Linked DNA regions of Homo sapiens: regions 1, 2 and 3 are each linked to region 4. The links are chromatin contacts, found by Hi-C in ENCODE. All regions are on one chromosome and are shown on one strand. Each heading gives the region's core, a stretch centred on a gene start or an enhancer-like site at or near the end of the contact. The rest is flanking DNA. Distances are from core to core; before and after follow the strand shown.

Evidence for each region. Hi-C counts contacts between places; a loop is a spot of excess contacts on that map. Pooled maps may share reads with other maps.
Region 1: a loop to region 4 is called in a map of mammary epithelial cell, with 24 times the contacts of the local background. The contact joins the promoter of POLE3 here to the promoter of FAM225A in region 4. A Hi-C loop is called at or near these places in 3 of 168 maps with a recorded cell type or tissue (PC-9, dorsolateral prefrontal cortex and mammary epithelial cell) and 8 of 50 pooled maps.
Region 2: a map of endothelial cell of umbilical vein shows a loop between it and region 4 (16-fold over the local background). The contact joins the enhancer-like site here to the promoter of FAM225A in region 4. A Hi-C loop is called at or near these places in 5 of 168 maps with a recorded cell type or tissue (CD8-positive, alpha-beta T cell, HCT116, Right ventricle myocardium inferior and 2 more), 13 of 37 single-sample maps with no recorded cell type and 32 of 50 pooled maps.
Region 3: a map of chondrocyte shows a loop between it and region 4 (16-fold over the local background). The contact joins the enhancer-like site here to the promoter of FAM225A in region 4. A Hi-C loop is called at or near these places in 1 of 168 maps with a recorded cell type or tissue (chondrocyte), 1 of 37 single-sample maps with no recorded cell type and 8 of 50 pooled maps.

What each region holds. Positions count from the first base shown.
Region 1 is chr9:113,409,409-113,412,170 of GRCh38, reverse strand. It overlaps POLE3 (DNA polymerase epsilon 3, accessory subunit), which reads left to right and starts at 1,496. Exons shown (of 5, transcript NM_017443.5): 1 at 1,496-1,554; 2 at 1,763-1,943; 3 at 2,031-2,116; 4 at 2,443-2,561. The coding sequence starts at 1,878. C9orf43 (chromosome 9 open reading frame 43) reads right to left here and starts at 1,424. Exons shown (of 14, transcript NM_001278629.2): 1 at 1,170-1,424. RefSeq lists enhancers at 1-796, 1,415-1,604, 1,845-2,124, 1,697-2,596, 1,499-2,698.
Region 2 is chr9:112,843,427-112,846,510 of GRCh38, reverse strand. The region is part of intron 6 of SNX30 (sorting nexin family member 30); the gene reads right to left. Among named protein-coding and RNA genes, the nearest start is that of SLC46A2, 46 kb to the left of the region's middle. RefSeq lists an enhancer at 1-285 and a silencer at 1,617-1,726. Within about 2 kb of position 1,635, at least 3 of the 41 ENCODE cell types and tissues checked have a DNase peak (open chromatin) inside an H3K27ac peak, as active enhancers do.
Region 3 is chr9:113,587,697-113,590,763 of GRCh38, reverse strand. All of the region lies in intron 18 of RGS3 (regulator of G protein signaling 3), which reads right to left. Among named protein-coding and RNA genes, the nearest start is that of RGS3, 130 kb to the right of the region's middle. RefSeq lists enhancers at 796-1,295, 1,296-1,797. Within about 2 kb of position 1,278, at least 14 of the 41 ENCODE cell types and tissues checked have a DNase peak (open chromatin) inside an H3K27ac peak, as active enhancers do.
Region 4 is chr9:113,111,510-113,114,654 of GRCh38, reverse strand. It overlaps FAM225A (family with sequence similarity 225 member A), which reads right to left and starts at 1,759. Exons shown (of 3, transcript NR_024366.1): 1 at 1,492-1,759; 2 at 992-1,098; 3 at 1-235. FAM225B (family with sequence similarity 225 member B) reads left to right here and starts at 2,978. Exons shown (of 3, transcript NR_024376.1): 1 at 2,978-3,145.

The DNA.
Region 1 (2,762 bases), core at 247-2,746, 300 kb before region 4:
ATCCAAGCGGAGTTCCCCCACCAGACCTTATGGTCTCTAATTGAAACACTTTCAGTTGCCATTTATCATAGCATTTGCTCTTTTGTTTTAAAATATTTCTCTATAATCAGGCTTCTATCGAAAGCAGGAAAACTACAGGGCGACTTGGGACTGCATGCTTGACGGGAAAAAAAAGCAGCATTAATTCTCAGTGGGAGGCTGGGCGCCGTGGCTCATGCCTGTAATCTCAGCACTTTGCAAGGCCGAGGGAGAATCACTTGAGCCCTGGAGTTCGAGACCAGCCTGGGCAACATGGTGAAACCCTGTCTCTACGAAAAATACAAAAAATTAGCTGGGTGTGATGGAACGCACCTGTAGCCCCAGCTATTTGGGGCTGAGGTGGGAGGACCACCTGAGCCAGGGAGGTCGAGGCTACAGTGAGCCGAGACCGTGCCGCTGCACTCCAGCCTGGGGGACGGAGTGAGACCCTGTCAAGAAATTTTAAAAATTAAAAAATAAATAAAATCAGTGGGAGTGAGAATTTCTACGAACTTAATATAAAAATAACTTAAAAACAACTTAAAACACCATTGCGCCGGGCGCGGTGACTGGCGCCTGTAATCCCTGCACTTTGGGAGACCGAGGCGGGCGGATCACGAGGTCAGGAGATCGAGACCATCTTGGCTAACACGGTGAAACCCTGTCTCTACTAAAAATACAAAAAAATTAGCCGGGCGTGGTGGCGGGCGTCTGTAGTCCCAGCTACTAAGGAGGCTGAGGTAGGAGAATGGCGTGAACCCGGGAGGCGGAGCTTGCAGTGAGCCGAAATCGGCGCCACTGCACTCCAACCTGGGCGACAGAGTGAGACTGTCTCAAAAAAAAAAAAAAAGAAACGCCATTGCAAAACCTTGAGAATGGTTTTAACTGGAAAAAATGTATGATGAACAATTTAACTGAAAAATAAATACAATTTTAACACGGTTTGTTTTTGAAAGCGAATGTGACGTTGCATTCTTCATACAGTGAAAAGGCTGCTTCTCGCCCTTTCGTTACCTGCCCAGTCCGAATTGACTCCTGAGACCTAATCAGGCGCATCTCTATATGGCCAGCATTATCCCTGGGCTGCCTAAATAGTTCGCGTTAAACACAAACAACAACAATAAAATCTAAATAACACTCAGTCTTAGTACCATTATTACAAAAGCGTGAGGGGCGAAAAGATTAAAAATGAACATCAACTTCGGTAGAGATGGAAAAAGACTGCCCACTCCATTCCAGGAAAGAAAAAAGAAAGTGGGAGAATCTGATCACGACGGGCTGAGGTCCTGTGAGAGCAAAGCAGATTCCAAACCGCTTAGGGTTGCTAAATCAAGTGGTAAAACGTGGCCCCTTGCGGCGCGGTGAGATTAACGGACCCGGCGGGCCCAGAGCCTGCCTCGGGTCCTAAAGGGATCCGCCCCGCCGAGTCAGCCACGCCTTCGTCTCCCACGCGCTGCGCCCGGCCGCGCCGTCACCCAGCAGCGGCGCAGGGCACCATGGGAAACGGACGGAAGCTCCATTGAGCCAAATAAGTTGGTGAGAAGGTTCCCGACGCGGCGATGGCGAGAAGCAGAGAAATGGACCTGGGGAGGGGCGTGCGGGGTGCGGTAGGGTTGGATGGAAGCCTTGGCGGGCCAAAACCACTGCGGCTTCAAAATCCGGATGCGCCGGTATTTGAGGCGGAGGCGGGGCTGTGGGGGGAGGAGGGAGGCTATGGCGCTCAGAGCACTGTGGGACACTGTAGGCCACGTGGGGCGGAACGGAAACCTCGCAGGGTCAGACCGTAGCGACGCGGGAAGTCCGGACGCAGTAGCTCCCTGAAGCGGAGGCGAAGGGGAGTTTAAGCCCCAGCGGCGGCAATGGCGGAGAGGCCCGAGGACCTAAACCTGCCCAATGCCGTGATCACCAGGATCATCAAGGAGGCGGTGAGCAGCTCGGGGGGGGCGGACGAACGGGCAGGAGGGAAGCAGGTGCTGGAACGGCAGCTTTGCTCACCCCCGGTCTCCTCGCAGCTCCCGGACGGTGTCAACATCTCCAAGGAGGCCCGGAGCGCCATCTCCCGCGCCGCCAGCGTCTTCGTGCTGTACGCCACATCCTGGTGAGCGGGACAGAGGCATAAGGGAGGCGCGGGGATACCTGGCTGGGAGTTGCTGGCTGGGAGCCTACAAACCCCAACGATTGTGTTCTCCCTCGGTGGGGACATGTTCACAGTCCTCTGCCAGTTTTTACAAGTTCTGAAGCAAAATAACACAACAAAATCACTTTGCTTTAGCTTTTTTGTGCAGAGAAGGGAAGGACTTATCCCTGTCACACCAAAATCCATACATGTAAGAGGCAGGCTTTCCCGTTCCACCTCTGGGTGCTCCTTTTCCCACTCACGCCTTACAAACAAGAGGGAGTCTGACAGCCTTTCTCTTCTCTCAGTGCTAACAACTTTGCAATGAAAGGAAAGCGGAAGACGCTGAATGCCAGTGATGTGCTCTCAGCCATGGAAGAGATGGAGTTCCAGCGGTTCGTTACCCCATTGAAAGAAGCTCTGGAAGGTAACGAGCCTCTTGTCTTCTAAACCACATAGAAGATGGTCATCCTGTGTGACCTGTTCACCAGGCCCTGAGCCTTCTCAGCGCGGGTCCCTTTAAGTCCAGTAAGCCAGCACTTGATGTGACTCGACCCAGTTCGGTGGGCACCACCTCAGATCTGTTTTGTAATGCTGAGCAAGTTATTTTTCCTTCTCTGCCTCCGTT
Region 2 (3,084 bases), core at 386-2,885, 270 kb after region 4:
TGGTGATATCACTAGCTCTGGTTAAATGACTGAGTTCAGGTTACCCCTTTCAACATGCTCCTTTTACATATTCATTCTATGGAAACCAGGACCACCTGCGAGTTAGATGTCCTGGGGCAATGTTGGTAACACTGAAACCACACATTATCCCCTCATTTTAAAATATATTTTTACACAAAATTTGGAAAATTTAAAGGAGGGGGAGAAGTCATACATAATCTCATCACACAGACACAATCAGTGATACATTATTTCTTCCCTTCTGGTCTTTTTCCTTGAATGGCTTCTTTGATGCTTCCCATTTCTCTGTTTCTCTGCCTGCACACCTGTTATTCAGATGGTCTAATCCTCTAATTTTCATATTTTTTTCTCCAATTCTCTTTTGGTTTCTTTTCATATGTGACTTGCTTAACTTTTTCTTCTAACTCTTCTATTAATTTTTTTATTCCTATTATGGTTTTAATTTCCAAGAGCTCTTTGTTCTCTGAATTTTTAAAAATTACTGTTTTATGGCTGTGATATCTTCTCTTTTGGAAAATATTAACATTTTTTTCTGGAAATTTTCTTCCCCATCAGTGTTTCATTCAATAGGTTTTTCTTCTTTGTTTTACTTCTGATATTCATATTCAAATCTTCCCTTACATATCTGGTGACCCTTGTCTGTCCACTCATCCAAGAGGGAAACTCCATGGAAATGGATTGAAAGCTCTCTGCACAGAGGGCTTGTTGACATTCTCCATAGGAGACTCGGCTGGGTCCTTTCATTGAGGGACCACCCTGGTTCTCCATCGCCAGCCAATATCAGTATCTGTGGGTCACTTCTCTTGGCCCGTCCAGATTTTCTAGAAAAGGCTCTTTTCCTCCTTGCATGGAAGATCTAAGGCTGAGAGTCAAGCAGGAGAAGAGTCTCAACATCACTAATCTTTCACTGAACACCCTCAAGTGTGCCTAGAGTCTCTTGCTCCACAGAGGCCCCCTCCAGAGAATCGACCCCCAGTTCTGCCAAAGTGGAGAAGGAAGTGGCCCCTGTGTGAGCAGGGAGGAGAGGATCAGAAGCTAGAATTCTTAAACAGACTCTAGATTTATTCTTCTCTTCAGCTCTACCTCAGTCCCAGAGGGGCGTGGTGCTGCCAACTCTTGACCTTTTTGGAGGGTTCCGCGGTGTAAACCAGGTGGCTTCTCAGTTTTTTCCCCCACAGTCGGTTTCAAAATCAGCTTGAGTCATTTAAAGTACTTATTAACTCTCAATCCGTTCCCAAAATTGTACTGCTATTGCCTCCTTGCCTGTTGCTCTTGTCTGTGGGCTTGTGACTTTTTTCAAAATCGTTTTAGTGTCATTTTGGTGAAGTTTAAATGTGTATTCAGTCTGCCATTACTGGGAATCTCAGAGTTCTCATTTTAATATTTTTCTTATTTTTTTAAAGCCTTTGAAATCAGGCATATTTCACATCCTGCTTCTTCACATTATTTTAGCTGCAAGAAATTAGCCACTCTGTATAATCTCTTTTGTTCAGGAAAGGGGACATTTTTTCCCTGACAAATCAATCTTCCAGAAAACTCTTCATTTCAGTTTTGGAAAGGCACCGGAAATGGCCAACCTAAAGCACCAACTGTTCGCGTTCCCGGAGTTTGACTCATTGGCGCCACCTTGTGGCCCTGTGGGGAAGGGGCGGGCAGGCTGAAGAAACCGCCTGACAATTTAAATTGGCTTTTGAAAAGGACTAACCCGGAATGTTGTAGAAGTTATCTCCAACTGGAAGAAAAACTTTGTCTTTAAGCCAAAACTTATGCATCCACATTTCACACTTGTAATCTCGATCACCAACGATGTCTATATTATTAAATCCAACAGATATATTTTGCCCCCTTCTTAAAACATTTATCTTGGCTTCGTGGAGGCAATCCTCTTCTTCCCTCCTGCCACACCAACCCTTCCTTTGTGGGCTCCTTTGCTACTTGTTCTTTCGTCTTAAGGTGATAGATCAATAAATATTACCATGCCACAGGCGCAGGCCTTCACACTCTACGCACCTCAATCACATCTCCTCATACAATCTCCATCGGTCTCAGAGATTTAAACACCATTCATACACTAATGACTCCCAAATTTCTATTCCCACTCTAGACTAACTCAAAACCAACTGCCATGACATCTCCACTTTAATGATTAGGAGGCATTCTGAATTCCACATGCCCAAAATAGTGGACTCCCAACTGCTCCACCTGTTCCTCCCTGGACCCTCCCCGTCCCAATAAACAGTACTGCGATCCACCCAGCTGCTAAAGCCAAAAACCCCAATTCCTTTCTTATTTTGCATCACTACAGCAGCAAGTGCCATTGGCCCATCATCCAAAATATACCCCAAATCCACCCACGTCTCTACCACTGCAGTCCAGGCTCCACCACCTAGTTTTCTGCCCTTGGCTCCCTGTGACAGCCTTCTGAACGGCCTTCCCAATCACCACTCTCATCCTCTACAATCTAGTCTCCATACTGTAGCACTAGTTGTCTTCTTAAAGTGAAAATCACATCCTGTCATCCCCCTGCATAAAACCAAATGGCTTCTCTTCTAGTCCTTAGAATAAAGTCCAGACTCTTACCAGCCTTTAAGATGGTCTTTAAGACGCTACTGCATTTGGGAGGCCAACGTGGGTGGATCATGAGGTCAGGAGTTCGAGACCAGCCTCACCAACATGGTGAAACCCCGTCTTTACTAAAAATACAAAAATTAGCCGGGCGTGGTGGTGCGCACCTGTAATCCCAGCTACTCAGGAGGCTAAGGCAGGAGAATCGCTTGAAGCGGGAAGTGGAGGTTGCAGTGAGCTGAGATCACGCAGCCTGGGCAACAGAGTGAGACTCTGTCTAAAAAAAAAAAAAAAAAAAGCTACTGCAGGACCAGGCTCCTACCTCTCTTTGACCTCACCGCTTACCACTTACTCCTTTGCTCACCAGGTTCCACTCCCCAGCCTTTCTGATCTGCAAAGACTCTGAGCTCATTTCAGCTTTCGGACTTTGCACTGGCTGCTCCCCTCTGCCTAAAATGCTCCATCCTCCGACCCTTGCGCAGCTCACTCCCATATGTC
Region 3 (3,067 bases), core at 29-2,528, 480 kb before region 4:
ATCAGGGCAGAAAGTTCCATTCAGTTATTCCTTCAGTTATCTCTCCAGCCTGGCCCCTACTTCAGCAACCTCCTCAACTCTGCCTTCCAACCAACAGAAGGTCTTCATCTCCATGTGCAATTCCTTCCTCGGGGGATGCTTTTGTGAGTCTCCCACCTGCATGGATGGATGGATGGATGGATGGATGGATGGATGGATGGATGGATATGTGGATAGGTGGATGGATAGATGAGTGGATGGATGGATGGATGGATGAATATATGGGTGGGTGGGTGGATAGATGGATGGATGGGTGGATGGATGGATGAGTGGATGGATATATGAATGCATGGGTGAATAGATGGATGGGTGGGTGGGTGGGTGGATGGTAGATGAATGCATGGGTGAATAGATGGATGGGTGGGTGGGTGGGTGGATGGATGAAGGAGTGGATGAGTGGATGGATGGATGAATTACACCTTCATTTAGCTCATACTATAGGCCAGACCCTGGATGGGGCATAATTCAGATACTATCTCATTAAACCTCACAATAAACCTATAAAGTAAATAGAGGCTCAGAGAATTTAAGTCACTTCCCCAAGGAGACCCAGCATGTAAGTGACAGAGCTGGAATCTGCCTCAATTCAAGGCCTGTGTTTCTCCACCAGAGGATGCTGCTACTCAAAAATGCAAGGTCAGAACACATTTTAATGTTTCCTGTGAAAGACTCGGGAAGTGCTGCCTCCTTCCTGAGAATGCTGCCCCACCAGAGTTGTAAACATACATGTGTGTACGTGCACACAGAGGCACACACCGTATGGTGTGTGATTTCAGAGCAAGTGTTTGGAACCAGACCTGGATATAAATCCTGCTTTCACCAACTTTGGGTAAGTTTCCTAGCCTCTCGGCTTCCATTTTTTTAGCTATGGCTTAGGCATAGTGACAGCCACTTCACAGGGCTGATGGAAGGTTCACCAGGATAAACTCTGGACCCCAAGGCCCAGTCCTGGCACCCACGCTAACCTCAGTAACCAGTGGTCATTGCCCAGTGAGTGTTACCACTGTCACCATTCAGGGCACCCTTCAGTGCACATACAGGCTGCACTCATGCTGGCCTGGCAAGGCCATGCCCAAGGCCCCCACCCGTGGGAAAGAGCCCTCGGGCCCTGGGCTTCCTCCCATTCTAACCTCAGCTTCCGTACTTTATCGGCTCCACACAATGGGCCTGGGGACCACTCCCACCCAGCCGCCATCCTCAGCCTCTGCGCTGCTGGGAAATGGGCTCTTCCTTCCACTGTGGGGAGGAGAGTGTCTTCAGCAGGGACTGACCCAAGCCTAGCAGCCTGACAGAGGGGCTGGGCAGCTCTGGCCCTAGGAGTCAGCCCCCTGGGCTGCTGGGGAAACCCCAGCACCAAAAAGAGCCTGTGAGCCAAGGAGAAATTGAGGTGAAAAAATCGGGTTCTGATTCCCAGCCCTAGGGACTCACCATAGCTGCAGGGAGGCTTTGGCCTCTGACCTTGGAGGGGGCCAGAGTGGCTCCTCAGACTCTTCCCTCCCCTCCCACAGCTGCATCAATGCCTGCCCAGGGCCTAGTCTGCAAAGGCCCTCCAAAGGGATTCTCCTTTCCATCTTCTCCCCACTGTCTCACTATGTGACCTTGTCCAGCTGAAAAGCAGATGGAGGTGAGTCCAGGACCATACAGCCCTTCCTTCACTCCAGGCAGAATCCCTGGGCCCTGCCCAGCCTCATCCAGCCACCTCCAGGGACTAGGAGCTCACCACCTCTTGGAACAATAATTATAATTCTTACTGTAATTATAACTGTAATTATAGTAATGATTAAGAGTGTAGATTTTTAATTGCCTGGATTTGAAGCTTAGCTCAATCATTTATTAGCTCATTGACCTTAGCTCAGTTACATCCCTCTCTGTGCCTCAGTTTCCTTATTTGTAAAATGCGGGTAATAACCGGACTTCCCTCAAAGGGCTGTGGTGAGGATTATGTAAGTTAACACGGGGACGTGCTCAGCACAGCGCCCAACACACAGCAGTGAGCAAGTACTCTCAGCTAGCATGGGTTTTGCCATTATTTATTGAGCGTTCACTACATGTCAGGTGCCGGGCCAAAGTGTTTTAACATACTTTATCTCATTTAATCTTGGCAACGATTCTAAGAGCTAGTTACTGATATTTCCCCTCAGTGTGCAGCTGAGGAAACAGATGCCCAGGGCAGTTTGATAACTGGCCTGGGCTCTCTGAACTAACAAGTAGCAGAGAACTGTGGTCTGGGTCCAGAGCCCACTAGTGACTGAGCGCTCGTCTGTGAGCAGGGCTCAGCTGGTTTCCCTATTGGTCCTGGTCGGACTTCTGGGGCTCCCTGGCCATCCATGGCTGCCCTCTCCGATCCAGCCCAGGCTGGCAGGCCCCATGGAACCACGTGGAAACAGTGGATTTAAACTCTATACTTACTTGTTTACACATCCGAAATAATTCTTTAGGCTTTTTAAAAATAGGAGGCTTGAAGGTATTATCGTCTTGGAGCTGGAAGGCATTTTTGGGGTCCTCTCGTCTGATCTCTGACCTACGTGGGAGCTTAGTGAAACAGGGCTGGCACCCTCTGTGGACCACCTCTGCCCAGGCCAGTCCCCTGCAGGGGAGGAAGGAAGCAGGGCCAGGGAAGGGCTGCAGCCTGTGGTCTCCTCACTGTCAAAGAATAGCCCATGACCCTCTGTGCTGAGCCAGATAGGCTGGACTAGAATTCAATGGCAGCATCCTGGACCCAAACACAATTATTCTCCGGGGCTTCCTTGACTCCCCAGGAAGAAGGCCTGTGATCTGCTCTGCAGGGCCTCCAGGGAGCAGCCAGGAAGGCAGGGGTCTGGCGGCAGGGGGCACCATGAGACCACTCAACTCAGCACAGGGCGCCACACCCAGGGGATGGCCAGCTGGAGAACCATGGCGGGGAGTGGGGGCAGGGGGCTCTCCCTCTCTGGACTCAGTCAGCCCATCTGTGAGATCACCATGGTCGAGCAGACTATCTCTGAGGTCTGCCTGTTCTGACATTCCTACTCACAGTAGAAATTGCTCA
Region 4 (3,145 bases), core at 510-3,009:
GTGCTCAGGGTGGAGGAGCTCTCTGTGACCTCCCTGGACCAGGTAGCGCCACGGGAGATCCCCTTCAGGCACTCTTGCACACAGGTCTGCCCCGCCATCTGCAGGAAGCGTGCGGTGTTCCCGGCTCTCCTTAGACACTCTCAGCAGCTGAAGTCACTCCAAGCATCCAAGGGAGGCTTCTCCCTGCACCTCTGGGTCATGTGGTCAAGGCCAATGCAGGGCAGAGGAGTGACCGCTGGAAAAGAAGAGCCCAGATGAAGTGCAGTCACCTACCTGAGGCCGGGCTCCCCTGGAAGTCCCCATGAAGTAAGTCTAGGAAGAAACCACCAGAGGGCCCCTAGATACCCAGTGGGGAGGGAAAGGGCAGTGCGGCTCGTCTTCATGGAGCGATTGCTACAGTGCTGGGATTTCATCACGCCTGCTAGCTTCATTAGTTACTATTCCCATGAAAAAGTAACACAGTAATGCAACATTTTATTTTATTTTATTTTGTTAATTTTTTTTTTGGACGGAATCTTTCTGTGTTGCCCAGGCTGGAGTGCAGTGGCAAGATCTCGGCTCACTGCAACCTCCACCTCCCAGGTTCAAATAATTATCCTGCCTCAGCCTCCCCAGTAGCTGGGATTACAGGCACCCGCCACCATACCTGACCAATTTTTGTATTTTTAGTAGAGACGGGGTTTCACCAGGTTGGCCAGGCTGATCTTGAACCCCTGACCTCAGATGATCTGCCCGCCTTGCCCTCCAAAAGTGCTGAGATTACAGGCGTGAGGCACCATGCCCGGCCTTAATGCAACATTTTAAAAATCAAAATTCATGCTAAATATTCCATTGTGAGCAAAATATCCACATTTTAAATCAAGCCATGGTCAGATCCTGTAACTGCAACACTCTGAGAGTTGTACAAGCGTTGGGCACGATGGGAAACTAAATTTTGGCAAATTCCATTCAACCTATAAAGTTGTCACCAAAGAAAAGGAAAAGTACTCACTTGCGGAATGTTCCAGACAGCTCCCAGGCACACTGCACTGCCAGAGATGGGGGATCTGCTCCCCGAGGACTGGGGCTTTTCCAATGAAGGCCATTTTCCAGTTTCGTCTAAAAGCACAGAAGGACTTCGTGAAATGTTTGGCTTCTTCCTAAGGGAAGGAGGTGCCTACAGCGTTGCCATCACTGCTGCTGGCCACAGGAAGATGCGTACATATCGTCCCGCCCTAAGATCGTGTTTTGAAAGTGGGCGACTTTGGAAATTAACTGAGGCTGTAACCGCAGAGCTGACGGGATGGGGGAGCTGCTCTGATGAGTCTCCAGAGCGGCCCGGTGACCGCAGGAGCTCTGAGTCATCAAAGACCGGGGCCAGGGAGCCTGGAAGAGGAAGGGCCCGCTGCTCCCGGGCCACGCCGGGACACATGAGTTAGGGGCAAAATTTAATGCCGCAACAAAGCGACTCATTTTTTTGGAACTGAGGCTGTTCCAGAACTTCTTACTCACTCTCGGCGCCGCCCCCGCGCTTCCAGGCCCCGGACCCGCCGCAAACACCGCTGGGCTTGGACTCAAACCGCGGTCCGGTCCCACCCGGTCTGGTCCAGTCCCGTTGGAGGCGGCGGTTGGGCTCAGCGCCAGGCGCGCGCCCTCTGCTGGCCGTTGGGAAGCGGCGAGGGAAGCGCTGAGCTCGCGGCCGAGCGGTGGTCGCTCGCCCCCTCGCGGGCTCTCCCGGAATCGCTGACATTCTCCGTCCCTTGCTCTCTGCTCCTGGCTGGGGATGCTCCATTTACATGGATTGGAATAGACCTAAGCACCACAATTACAAAATCAGTTATACGGTAATCAAAGCCTCAAAACACCAGGTAACCCATGTTCTAAATCACTGTTTGGGAGACAGCCAAACAGGTGAGTCACCTGATGAGAAATACCTGCCCCAACCTCTTACATGAAAGAAAAATTTGTAATACAATCAAGCTACTGGTCACTGTTTATTTTTATAATACCTACCAGTTTTAACAAAATACCATTCTGAAGAAAGTGTCACAAGATAAGTTCAAACAGAAGAACAGCAAATGCCATTTTATATCATTGTAATAGATCAAAGAATATTACAAATAATATTCATTCAAGGAATACAAATTTTCTTCTCTCTAAACATTTTTGTAACTCATAATGTACAAGATATTGTCAAAATAATTCCATGATTTTGGTACTAATATTTGCCAACCGGGGCAAAAGAGTTGCGATTTCTTTTTGAGCTGGGCAAACCATCTGTATAATTGATTAGAAAGAGCCACAAGTTTAACTTCCTCTACAGTTTTCCTGTGGGAAACGTCACATGAAGGGAAATAAAACCATATTTTCATGTAATGTAATTTTTTTTAAGATGGGGTCTTGTTATGTTACCCAGGCTGGTCTCTAACTTTGGCCTCAAGGGATCCTTCCCCCTCAGCCTCTCACCTCTCTCACCTCCAGCCTCCCAAATGCTAGGATTACAGGCGTGATACATCGCGCCTGGTGGAAGAAGAGCACTTCAATTTCACCCCTAAAAACCTCCCAGGCAAAGACTGTATTTCTTTGCCTTCAGATGGGGGCAAATTTTTGGAAGAACCTTTAGACAGCGATTCCCAAACAGGGACAAAGTAGATTTCCTGCTTTCATCTTCCTGATAGTGATCAAGGCTGGAGGGTAGTAGTTTCTCCAGGAGATCTTATCTCACGCACCACCATGGCCCTCCATGTCCAGCTGGTTGAAGCCTGCAGAATGTGGTGGTGGGAACAGGAGTCTTGGGTCTTCTGGATTTTGAGACTATGTCCTGTTTCCCAAGAGAACTAGGAGCAGGTCTTTGTATTCAGGCCTGACTAAGAGGAGATACTATTCAGATATCTACTATTCAGGTATCTCAAATGCATGAAGATGTCCTTACTTTTAAGCCATGGCTCCAAGGCGTATCCCAGGAAAGGGAGCAGGCAAGGCTGGAGCAGAGCGTCCCCAGCCAGGAGCAGAGAGCAAGGGACGGAGAATGTCAGCGATTCCGGGAGAGCCCGCGAGGGGGCGAGCGACCACCGCTCGGCCGCGAGCTCAGCGCTTCCCTCGCCGCTTCCCAACGGCCAGCAGAGGGCGCGCGCCTGGCGCTGAGCCCAACCGCCGCCTCCAACGG